Regions from separate parts of the Homo sapiens genome. Here region 1 is linked to region 2. The links are chromatin contacts, found by Hi-C or POLR2A ChIA-PET in ENCODE. All regions are on one chromosome and are shown on one strand. Each heading gives the region's core, a stretch centred on a gene start or an enhancer-like site at or near the end of the contact. The rest is flanking DNA. Distances are from core to core; before and after follow the strand shown.

The links. A loop is a pair of places that touch in the nucleus more often than their neighbours do. ChIA-PET counts read pairs that join two places held with the same protein, here RNA polymerase II (POLR2A).
Region 1: POLR2A ChIA-PET joins it to region 2 with 17 read pairs in PC-3. The contact joins the promoter of PEF1 here to the promoter of FABP3 in region 2. A Hi-C loop is called at or near these places in 1 of 168 maps with a recorded cell type or tissue (heart left ventricle). POLR2A ChIA-PET finds 5 or more read pairs at or near these places in 2 of 52 experiments (PC-3 and WTC11).

The regions. Positions count from the first base shown.
Region 1 is chr1:31,641,693-31,646,959 of GRCh38, forward strand. PEF1 (penta-EF-hand domain containing 1) reads right to left here and starts at 3,184. Exons shown (of 5, transcript NM_012392.4): 1 at 3,149-3,184. The coding sequence starts at 3,172. It overlaps PEF1-AS1 (PEF1 and COL16A1 antisense RNA 1), which reads left to right and starts at 2,444. Exons shown (of 6, transcript NR_184313.1): 1 at 2,444-2,604; 2 at 3,020-3,154. RefSeq lists enhancers at 2,914-3,684, 3,004-3,073, 3,314-3,653.
Region 2 is chr1:31,370,124-31,375,211 of GRCh38, forward strand. It overlaps FABP3 (fatty acid binding protein 3), which reads right to left and starts at 2,953. Exons shown (of 4, transcript NM_004102.5): 1 at 2,819-2,953. The coding sequence starts at 2,891. It overlaps LOC124903892 (a long non-coding RNA gene), which reads left to right and starts at 4,176. Exons shown (of 2, transcript XR_007065573.1): 1 at 4,176-4,264. RefSeq lists a silencer at 3,139-3,433.

The DNA of each region.
Region 1 (5,267 bases), core at 1,934-4,433, 270 kb after region 2:
TAAATATCACCTCTTTTAAAAATGCACCCCTAGACTGAGTTAGGTATCTCACTCTCCCGTGCTGTACCTTACACTTACTCCCATTGAATACTTATCACATTGCCTCTTCAATCTGCATAACTGCATTACTCCTCCACTTGGAGTATTCTACATGCCCAACACCATACCTAGCACTTTACGTGGATTTTCTCATTTAATCTTTAGAGTAATTCTGAGGTAGATACTATTATGACCCCATTCTAAAGAAGGGAAAACTAGTCCAGGCGTGGTGGCTCACGCCTGTAATCCCAACACTGTGGGAGGCTGAGGCAGGTGGATCACCTGAGGTTAGGAGTTTGAGACCAGCCTGGCCAACATGGCGAAACCCCGTCTCTACTAAAAATACAAAAAATTAGCCAGGTGTGGTGGCGTGCGCCTGTAATTCCAGCTACTTGGGAGGCTGAGGCAGGAGAACTGCTTGAACCCGGGAGACGGAGGTTGCAGTGAGCCAAGATTGTGCCATTGCACTCCAGCCTGGGCGACAGAGCAAGACTCTGTCTTAAAAATAAACAAATAAATAAAAAATTTTTTTCAAAAAAGGGAAAACTGAGTCTCAGACTTTTGCAACAAACTTCTGCAAGGGAGTGACAAAGCAGGGATTTGAAATCAACTCTCTCTGGCCTCAAAAACTAAGCTCTTAAGCACTGAAATCCACCAAGCTCGTTCCCCCATAGGACCAAAGGGTGCTTGAATTTTACTACTCCAATACCCAGTCCCTGCTTGGGTACCCTGGACTGGAAGCAGTGGAAAATTACAGGAATTCTGACTCCTAACAATAGGCTGGAATCCTCCAAAGCTATGTAGTGGGTGGAGGGGAGGCAGCACTGACTGAGATGCTTTAAAACAACTCGTTTCCTTTCTTAGAACACCTGAGACCAGGAGGCGGACAAGGGTATGGTAGGAAAAAAAAACAACATTTCTTTTTCTATTCCAGACTCTTCTCTCTGTGCTCCTTTTCAGTATTTCACTCCAGGAATAGCCCAGGCAGCATGGCATCATGAGAGCAGTCACGGCAGCAAGAGCTGCCACCAGACACTGGCATGTACTAGGCACTAGCAACACGCCAGGCTCCCTGCATTTTAACCTCATTTTAGCCCTTTTCACAGGTATTATTTCTCCCTTTATACAGGTGAGGAAGCTGAGGCTCAGAGCCCTTAGTTTGTCCAGGGGTATATAACTATTAAGTAATACAGCTAGAATTCTAGCACAGTTCTCTCTAACCTGTCACTGCTTTTAGGATGCACACCAATTGTCCCTAATGCTTATTAGCATGTAGATTCCTGGGTACAGAACAGGTCTGAAGTGGGACCCAAAAGTGTGCTTTCTTAAACAAGCTCTCAGCTGATTCTGAGGCAGAAGACCAGCCACTGGGAAACAAGGCGCTATGAATGTTTTTTCAGCCTGTGTTCCTCAGAAATACTAGAGTCAAAAAAGTGACCAGACATCTGAAAAGAAAGCCGGGAGGCGGAGTTTCTATGGTTAGATATGTTTAAGAAATACTGCATATTATATTCCTTTCTGGATGATTTACAATGTACATTAGCAAATTAAGGATTCTGAAATAGCTTGTGGTCAATAAACTTATTCAGCTATACTTAAGAGTATTTCCAAAACTTTAGTTAACTACAGAATCCTCCTATATTAACAATATCTATTAAAACCTCCCAAGACTCAGCAAATGGAATGGACTTTAGGAAGCAACTGCTATGCTACACTTCCTAACTCCAGCCCGCACTGGCCTCTCTCTTTCCTACCTCTCTCTAAGGATGCAATAAGAGAAGTCCTAAGCTCTGGTCATGGCCTCACCCTCACTTACTACGTGTGACTTTTGGGAAGCCACTTAACCTCTTTGGGTTTGCTCCTCAGCAGTTAATTAGGGGTAATAATACCTGCATGCCGATAGGGACTTCATGATTAGGATAATGGAGGTCCAAACACTGTGTAACCCGCACAAGACTGCACTCCCTGGAAGGACTGTTACATCTTTTGGCCTGTGACTAAACTCAGTTGAGCACTGTGTAATATACCAATTGATCTTGTTTTCCCACATTTCGTTTATGGATTTCATCTCCTAAATAACTGTGTGATCGCAGCCCTCTGTGGGCTTCATTTCCTCCTCTGTAAAATGAGGGCTCTATTTTGAGGACCCTCCGGGCACTGGCCTTTTAGAAGTCTACTAAAAATCAAAATGCTAAAGGGCAACACATGTTACACCTCACTATGTACCAAACGCTTCGTAAGCATCACCTCCTGACTCTCCACAACAGCTTTATGAGGCAGATCCTATTATTCGGCCCTATTTTACAGGCGGAAACTTGGACTCAGAAAGGCAAAACAGCTTGCTCAAGGGCTCACAACTATTTAGGTGGTAGAGCTAAGATATGAACCTACCTCTGACACCAAAGTGCACTTCAACACCCTACTATCACCCAACAAAGAATTCTGGCCACAGAATCACCTTGCTGCGGTATTCCTGACTGAATCAAGATACGCTGGGGAAGAGGCATCTGAAGATAGCCCGGGTTCTGACCTCGGCCCTGCTGCCTAACTGCCTGGTGACTTCAGGTAAGTTCTGTGTCTTCTCGGGGTTCACTTTTCTACACGCGAAATGGCGGTGTTGAACTAAGTCAGTGGTCAAACCAGCTCACTTGTGGCGCCTGCTACAACCAGAGTTTCCTGATGACTCTGATGCAGTGTGGGGTGGGTCCGGAAGCCTGGATTTTTATCCGACGCCCCAAATGAGATCGGCGGAACCAGAACTCTAAACCTCCGGTCATGGCTGATGCCCCCGCCCAAGGCCCCCATGAGGGCCTTGGGAGGCTGTGGAGCCCAGGCCAGCGCCAGCCTGGACCTGTGGGGTCCAAGGTCCCCAAATCCTCGAGTGAGCGACGTCAAGGGGGCGCGACACGACCTCGCGAATGTGCGGTCCTTCATGACGTGAGCAGGGCGCGACCGACGGTCCCTTTTCGGTTCTCTACAGCGCAAGGCCTCGCTGAAGCGAACCCATCGTGGGAAGGGCGCGGAGAAAGCGGGGAGAAAGAGCAGGGGGACGTCGGGCCTGCGCCTGGCACCGCCGCTACCTGGATTCGCGGGCCCCTCACACACTCACCTGCCGGTAAGGATAGCTGGCCATGGTGATTCTGACGTCACACTCAGGCAAGGGGTGGGGCTTTCCGCTCTCAAACCCGCCCCTCGTCTCGGCTTTGGGGCTGGGCCCGCATCTGATTGGACGTCCGCGCCTGTCAATCTTGGGTGCTGTCGGCCGACGGAAGTGACGATGGGGGCGGTGGGCGGATGCCTACCCGAGAGACCAGGGGAGCTAAGTGATTGATGGAGCTTCCGGAAGTCTTGGCGGCTGTACCAGCGCTAATGTTCCTCCTTTTCCTGAGGTGGAGTGGGCCGAAGAGGTGGTCAGGTTGGGAAATTTAGTGAGAAGCCTGGGTGGGGTGTTGCTGCGGTAGCCATGTTATAACCTGGCAAATGGGACGCATGATAGTGACGTAATTGCTGGAGTAGCTCCTGAGTTTCCGCAGATGAGCCGCGGGAAAGGAGACGAGGGGCGGTGGCCAGGCGGTTGCCCTGACAACGGGGAACCGACCGACTCTTCCCGGTAGGGAGAGGCGATGGCGGAATTACTCCTCTAATGTCAAGGTACTGGGTACCAGTTAGTACCCTTGTAGTGGGATACAGATCTGTGGTCTTTGGAGAAAAAAACCCCAGATCATTAGAGTTGGAGGAAAATTGAATTATCTAGTGCCTCTTTCTTCATAAATGGGGAAACTGAGGTGCAGAGAGGCAGTTGCCTTGCCCTAGCTCACAGTGGGTCGCCTAGAACCGGGGTCAATGGATGTCCAGTTCTCAGCAGGGAGGTCTAGGTCGGTCCCCATCGTAGGTCAAATCCTGGTGACCGAGTGATCTCAGCACCATGTACTTGCCACTCAGTGGTTCCGTTTCTACACTTATTTGTGTGCTTATTTGATTTCTTTGTCAAGTTCTTTCATGTGGGCTAGGGTTTTGTCTGTTTTTGCTTGTCATTATAACTCCAGTACCTAGTATAGCGACTGACACGATTATTAAAATAAATGAATAAATGAATGTTACGAACTGTTATCCAGTCTAGTCCATCTATCTAACCAAGTGCACTTTCCAAAATCACAGTGCTGATCATGCCACTTGCCCACTACACAGCCTACAATGGATGCTCTTCATCCACGCCTACAAAATAAGGCCCAATCTCTTCATTCTGGTACTCCAGGCCCTTCAGAATCTGGCCCAGCCTCAACTTTCCAATCTTACGGCCCCTTCTGCTACTCTGTATTTCTGTGCTCAGTTCCACCATTCAGCACTTCTGCTTTGGAGGGAGGATCTTTGTTTTATCACTTTCTAACTGTATCACCTTAGGCAGGTTTTTTGTTTGTTTGTTTTTAATTTCCAACTTTTAAGATCAGGGGTATATGAGCAGGATGTGGTTTGTTACATAGGTAAATGTGTGCCATGGTGGTTTGTCGCACACATCATCCCATCACCCAAGTGTTAAGCCCAGCATCCATTAGCTATTCTTCCTGATGCTCTCCCTCTTCCCACCTCCCTCTACGCTCCGACAGACCCCAGTGGTGTATGTGCTCTCCTCATTCAGCTCCCACTTATAAGTGGTAACATGCGGTGTTTGGTTTTCTGTTTCTCTGTTAGTTTGCTGAGGATAATGGCTTCCAATTCCATCCACGTCCCTGCAAAGGACATGATCTTGTTCCTTTTTTATGGCTGCATAGTATTCCACAGTGTATATCTACCACATTTTATTTAGGCAAGTTATTTAACCTCTCTAAATTTCACTTTTCTTAGCTGACAGGAACAAATGTGTAAATTTGAAAATGAGCTTATTATACCTGCTCATGCCCCAAACTTAGGTTCAAACCACTCCTTTCACCTGGACCAGCAGCCCTCCCAACTCCAGTCCTGCAAGGCTCAGTTCCAATTCCATTCTCCACCTAACCCTCCCACATTCCCCTTAGCTCCAGAGTTAGCCACTCTCTCTTGCCACTCCCCCTTTGCACTTGGTACTGTCACTGTGTGGTATTCCAGCCTGCCTTGTATAAGAGTTTTCTTTTGGTGTTTTCCCCAAAACCCATTCCTCTCCATCTCAGAAAATCCACCCAGTCTCTCAGGCCAAAAACCTAAGATCATTCCTGTGTGTCCTTTTTTTCTCCACACACTCCCTCACCTCCCTC
Region 2 (5,088 bases), core at 1,703-4,202:
TATTAAGTACTATGAGCTTTTTGTGTAGTAAGAACTGTACATGTTATCTCATTTAGTTCTTCCTGTTCTTCTGAAGACTGTTTCCACGTTACAGATACAAAAACAGAGGTAAAGCCCAGGGTCACAAATCTGAGATTGAAGCCCAGAATTGTCTGAGTCCAGAGCTTGCTTAAGTGCTCAGCTATACTACCTCCCAAGGCTGGAGCATAAGGCTGCCTTCCAGGGCACCTGAAAAGCTCTCAAAGCCTTAGGAATAAGGCTGAGGAAAGAAGAGAAACATAGACTTTCCCTTCCAAAGCCTTAGGCATAGGAGTTTTCCAACTTTGGAAGTTTTTACCCTGAAACTAAGAAGTGTTAGTGCTCTTGTCCCTTATACATGGCAACCCATCATTTTCAAAGCCTGTTATCTATGATCTAGGAGTTAGGTACAAAGGAAGTATTTGTCCTATTGTGCAGATTCAGGAGGAGCCTAAAGCGGTAGCAACAATGAGTTAGACTCAAACCCGTCTCCTGACTCCCAGTCTAAGGCTTTACAGAGACTCTCTTCCTGACCCAAGCATGGCTTCCTTGGGTACTGGGCAAAGTCCTAAGTGTCCTGCAACCAAGTAAAGAACAAAGAACTAATCATGACTGCCCCCTCTCCCCCCAGCAGCTTAACATTGAACTGTCTTCCAAGGCAAAGGTGAGGCAGGAGGCAGCCCAGTGTAGTGAGGTGGTGTGTGTAAAGTCTCCAAATGTACCTGGCTACATAGTGCTTGCTGGAAGCTAGGTACTCTGCACATGCCCTACATGGGTTGTTTTACTTAATGCTTGTAACAGCCTCGAAGCGTAGATTATCCCCAGTTTACAATGAAGAGTGCGAAGTGTCTTGTCGAAATTCAAAGAGAATAAACTACTGACATAGATTTGAACCTCGGCTCCAAAACTGTTGACTATTTTCACTGGGCGATTCTGTCCAGCACATACTCAATCCAGGCCAGCAGTTGTGCCTGTGGTCACTGGTACTAGACGGGACCTCTTTGCCCCTTGAGAGCCCTAGGTCTACAGCAGGAGGGGCAGGGGCTGCCTCTGCTGTTATGCTGTCAGCCCACCCTTGCTTGGCCAGTGAGGAACTTGGCATTGCCCCTTGGTATCAGGATGAGTCAGGCCAATCACACTCCCTTGCACAGAGCAGGACCTTGTCACGGCACTGGGAGCTCTGTTCACTTAGGATCTACCCAGAGGTATGGAGTGTTTGAAAAGGAAACCACTGCGGGATGAGTGAGGGTCTGAACCAAGAGAAACTAAGAATATTGAGCTGACAGAATTTAGGAGACTCAGGGAGATCTGGGTTCTACTTAGAAATGAAGCCAGCACTACTTACTGAGAGCTGAGGAGGGTATTTTCCCAGGCTTTCCATTCCTACGATGAGAATGCTGGCTGCCTTAACATAAGCTGCTGAAAGATAACAGGACTTCAGGGAGACCAGCCCGCTGACCCAACTCGGGGCAGAATAAGGGAACAAGAATGGTAAAGTTGTTGCAGCTCAATTCAAGACTCAGCTCTGGCCCAGCTTTGGAAGGAGGAACTAAATCTGGGCATTCCAACTTCCCAATAGCTGCTGGGCTGTGTTCGTGGGGGCTGGGGGCTGCTCCTCTAAGAATGACTGCCTGCCTAGAATTACTGGGCATAGCGCCCAAGATAGGGTAGAGGCCGTTGAGAGCTTTGACCTCTCCATCTAAGCCCAAAGCAGTAGAAGAAGGGCTGAGGTCAATCATTAGCTAAGCAGTTTCTACTTTTCTTCCCACTCGCAGGGCCTGTAGGGTAGTGGGAAGAGCTCTGGGTTACAGATCTAGAAACCTTAGATTTTCATATTGGCTCTGCTGTGGAATTGTTATAATACATTTCTACTCTCCTGGTTTCAGTTTCCCTGTTGAACTAGATGGTATGGGAATCTCCAAGTTCCTCACCTGTGAGATTCTTTGAATCCTGATTCTTCTCCATCCCAACACCACAGCAGTTCTCCACATCCTCCTAAACCAGTGATCCTCCCTCCCAGGTCTTGACCTTGCCTTGGGACCCTCTACTGCACATCAGAAGTCCAATGGCTTTCTCTGCCTACCCCTCGCACAGATAGGTGAGCCTTGGGTTGCAGGAAAGGCCCAGCTGATCATGGGCCTCTTGCCCCACCCTACCACGAGGCTCACAGACAGTGATGAAGGCCTGGATACATAGACTGCAGGACAAGGTCAGACTGGCTGGTGAGAAAGGGCATTCTCCAGCAAGAATTCTCTTCCCTAACCAAGCAGAGATGGGGATTGCTGCTTACTGCAGGTTCCTGTCTTACGTCCTTCTCATATCTGATTCACTGATCCACAGTTTTTTCCCCACTAATCTTTTTCCTCCTAGGTATTTCCTACTTGTTTACATCATTGTACACTCCCTGGCTGCCCCATTCCCTTTCTGGGTTCAGTCTCCTCCAATTTCTAAACTACCCATGCCCCTGTTCTTTTTCTCCCCTGGCTACACTCCCTTTCCTGTGATCAGTGTTCTTTATCCAAACCCTCCTCCTACCTCCAAATCACATATCCCTCTTCCTGGAAAGAGCCTCCCACACAGCTGCCTCCTTCCACCACCTCCCTACCGTGGTCTCTAACCAGATTTGGACCACCAAAGCCCCCTCTGAACAGGCCCCACCTGCTCTAGGCCAGGCTGCCATCTCCGCGCTCCCCTATTCCCCAGTCTTAACCAGGAGGGATGCGGCAGGAGTGCTGCGTGGGGCTAGGCACGCCACCAGCCAGTCCCCAAGCCAACATCCTGAGCCCCGCGGCTTGCTCACCGAGTGACTTCATGTAGTCATCGAAATTCTTGCTGTCCACTAGCTTCCAGGTGCCCAGGAAAGCGTCCACCATAGTGATGCTGGGCTAGGCTGAGAGAAGCTACAAGAGAGCAGGCGTGCAAGGGCTCCGACGGCGGCTCCCTGCCCGGGCTGCCGCTTTAAATAGCCCTCGCATCACATGAGGAGACGTGGCCCACGCCCCCGGCTCCCGAAATAGGAAGCCCCAGGCTAGGGCTCACCCAGGAGGGGCTGGTGCGCCCATCCCCCAACCCACCGAGGTGGGTGGGGACCAGCCAGTGGCGCCCTGCTAGCCTGCGTCAGCGCCAGTGCCTGGCCCCCGAGTCCCTACCCCAGGCTGGTAGGACCTTCTCCCTTTCCTGGCCTCTAGGCACTCTGGAATCTGAGAAGGAAGCAGCCAACACCAGCCCGAGAGCTAGGGCGCATGCCATGGTGGATATCTTCCCGTCCCCCAGTCCCTCTTTGAGCTTAGCGTCAGAGCAGAGATGAGACTAGAAAAGCAAAACGCCCTTGGGCTGGTGCCCACGCCGGGGAAAGCTCTGGTTGACTTCTGGCACGGGCATCTGTCCTCGTTTTACAAGTGAGGAGTCCGAGGCTCACAGGGGAACTGACAAGGTCTCAAGAAATAGGAGGGGGTGAATGGAGCTCAGATTGCAAGCTTAGTCTAGCGGGCTTCAGAGCTCGCGCTCTCCCTTCACTCTCACTGCCTGGTGGCGGAGACAGTCACCAGCGGCTCGGTCTGCGGCTGAGCTGACCTTGTCCTCTGCCTGTTTTGAGCAAAAGCCTGACCCTTCGCGCCCCGCCCGCCTCACACGTGCTTGCCCCTCCCTGCGGAATGTCTCCTGCTGGCCCTCCTCCGTCCCCACCCCACCCCACCATCTAGCTCCCCACCCGCCCCTGCAAGTGCTCTGGGCTTTTCCGGTTTCTTCGCACAGCTCCGAGCTTTAGCTCAGGTCGTTCCCAGCTCCCCTCCTGCAGAAATTCTGCCAATTCGGTCAGCTCTTCAAGGCCCATGGCTGCCTTCCCCACCTGCCGCCCTTTCTTTGGCCTGTGCACACTAGCAAGCCGCCTGCACTTTTGGGTAATTTGCTGCCTCCTTTCGAGAGCCTGTTGTGCGGTGGTTTGTCACTGTATAGTTTACTAAGCACTTTCAGTAAAAATAAGACCTGCCTTGTCTTGCTATTTATTGCATGCTGAGGGCTTTGGGTGTATTGTTTCATTGAACTTTTTATTTTATTATTATTTTTTAGAGACAAAGTCTCTCGCTGTGTCTCCCAGGCTGGAGTACTGTGACGCCATCATAGCTCACTGCAGCCTCAAACTCCGGGGCTCAGGGGATCCTCCTACCTTAGCCTCCCCAGCAGCTGGGACTATAGGCACACGCCACCACACCTGGCCTCATTGGACTTTTAAAGCAAAATCCATGAAGTAGGTGTTACTGTATTATTTTCTCTTTTTAAAAAGGTGAACAAGTTGAAGCTCTGAGGAGCTCACTCATTAATTCAGCAGTTAATAAAGCACCTACTTTGTGCCAGGCCCTGCTTTGGAGAGAGACAACAGGGAACAAGACACACATTCACCTCTGGGCAGCCAGACATAAAACTAGCGTGGTGCCTCTAAAGGGAGTCCTGTCCTGTCCTGACCTGAGGGCCCAATGTAGACTTCTCAAAGGAAGTGAGGTATAAATGAATTTCTGAGGGATGGCAGGAGGCCCTGCACACCAAGGAGTAGTGCCGAACTGAATTTCAGCCAGCAGCAGCCTGTCCAGGGTGGGCCTGCAGGAGCCAACACAGGAGCCCAGAGGCCTGCCACGTGCGTAGAGTATGGCAGGCCCTCCTTCCTGGGACTCTGTTTCTCCATGTGCAAACCCTGCCTCCCTTCCCTGGACTGTTCTGAGAACAAGGCCAGGGAGGAAGAGCCCTCTCCCCACCCTAAGATCTTGATTCCTTTGGACGGTCCAGTTGCCAGAAGACTCAGAGGCTCATTTCTGCCAAAGCTATAGGGACAGGCTTCAGGGCTGGGCATGGAGCCTTGGTGATCTCACTGTTGGAACAGGTGCCAGGAGAGGAGGAGGGGGAAAAGATGATTTCTGACTCAAGGTCGCAGCCCTCACACATAGGGCCTCCTCTCAAGGACTGTGTGGCCAGGAACTAGAACTGACTCCTTATGTGGCCCTTGTAATGCAATGATGGAGAGCTGGGGCTGGGCTAATGGCTGCTGGCAGATCTGCGTTCTGATCTGAATTTTGTTGG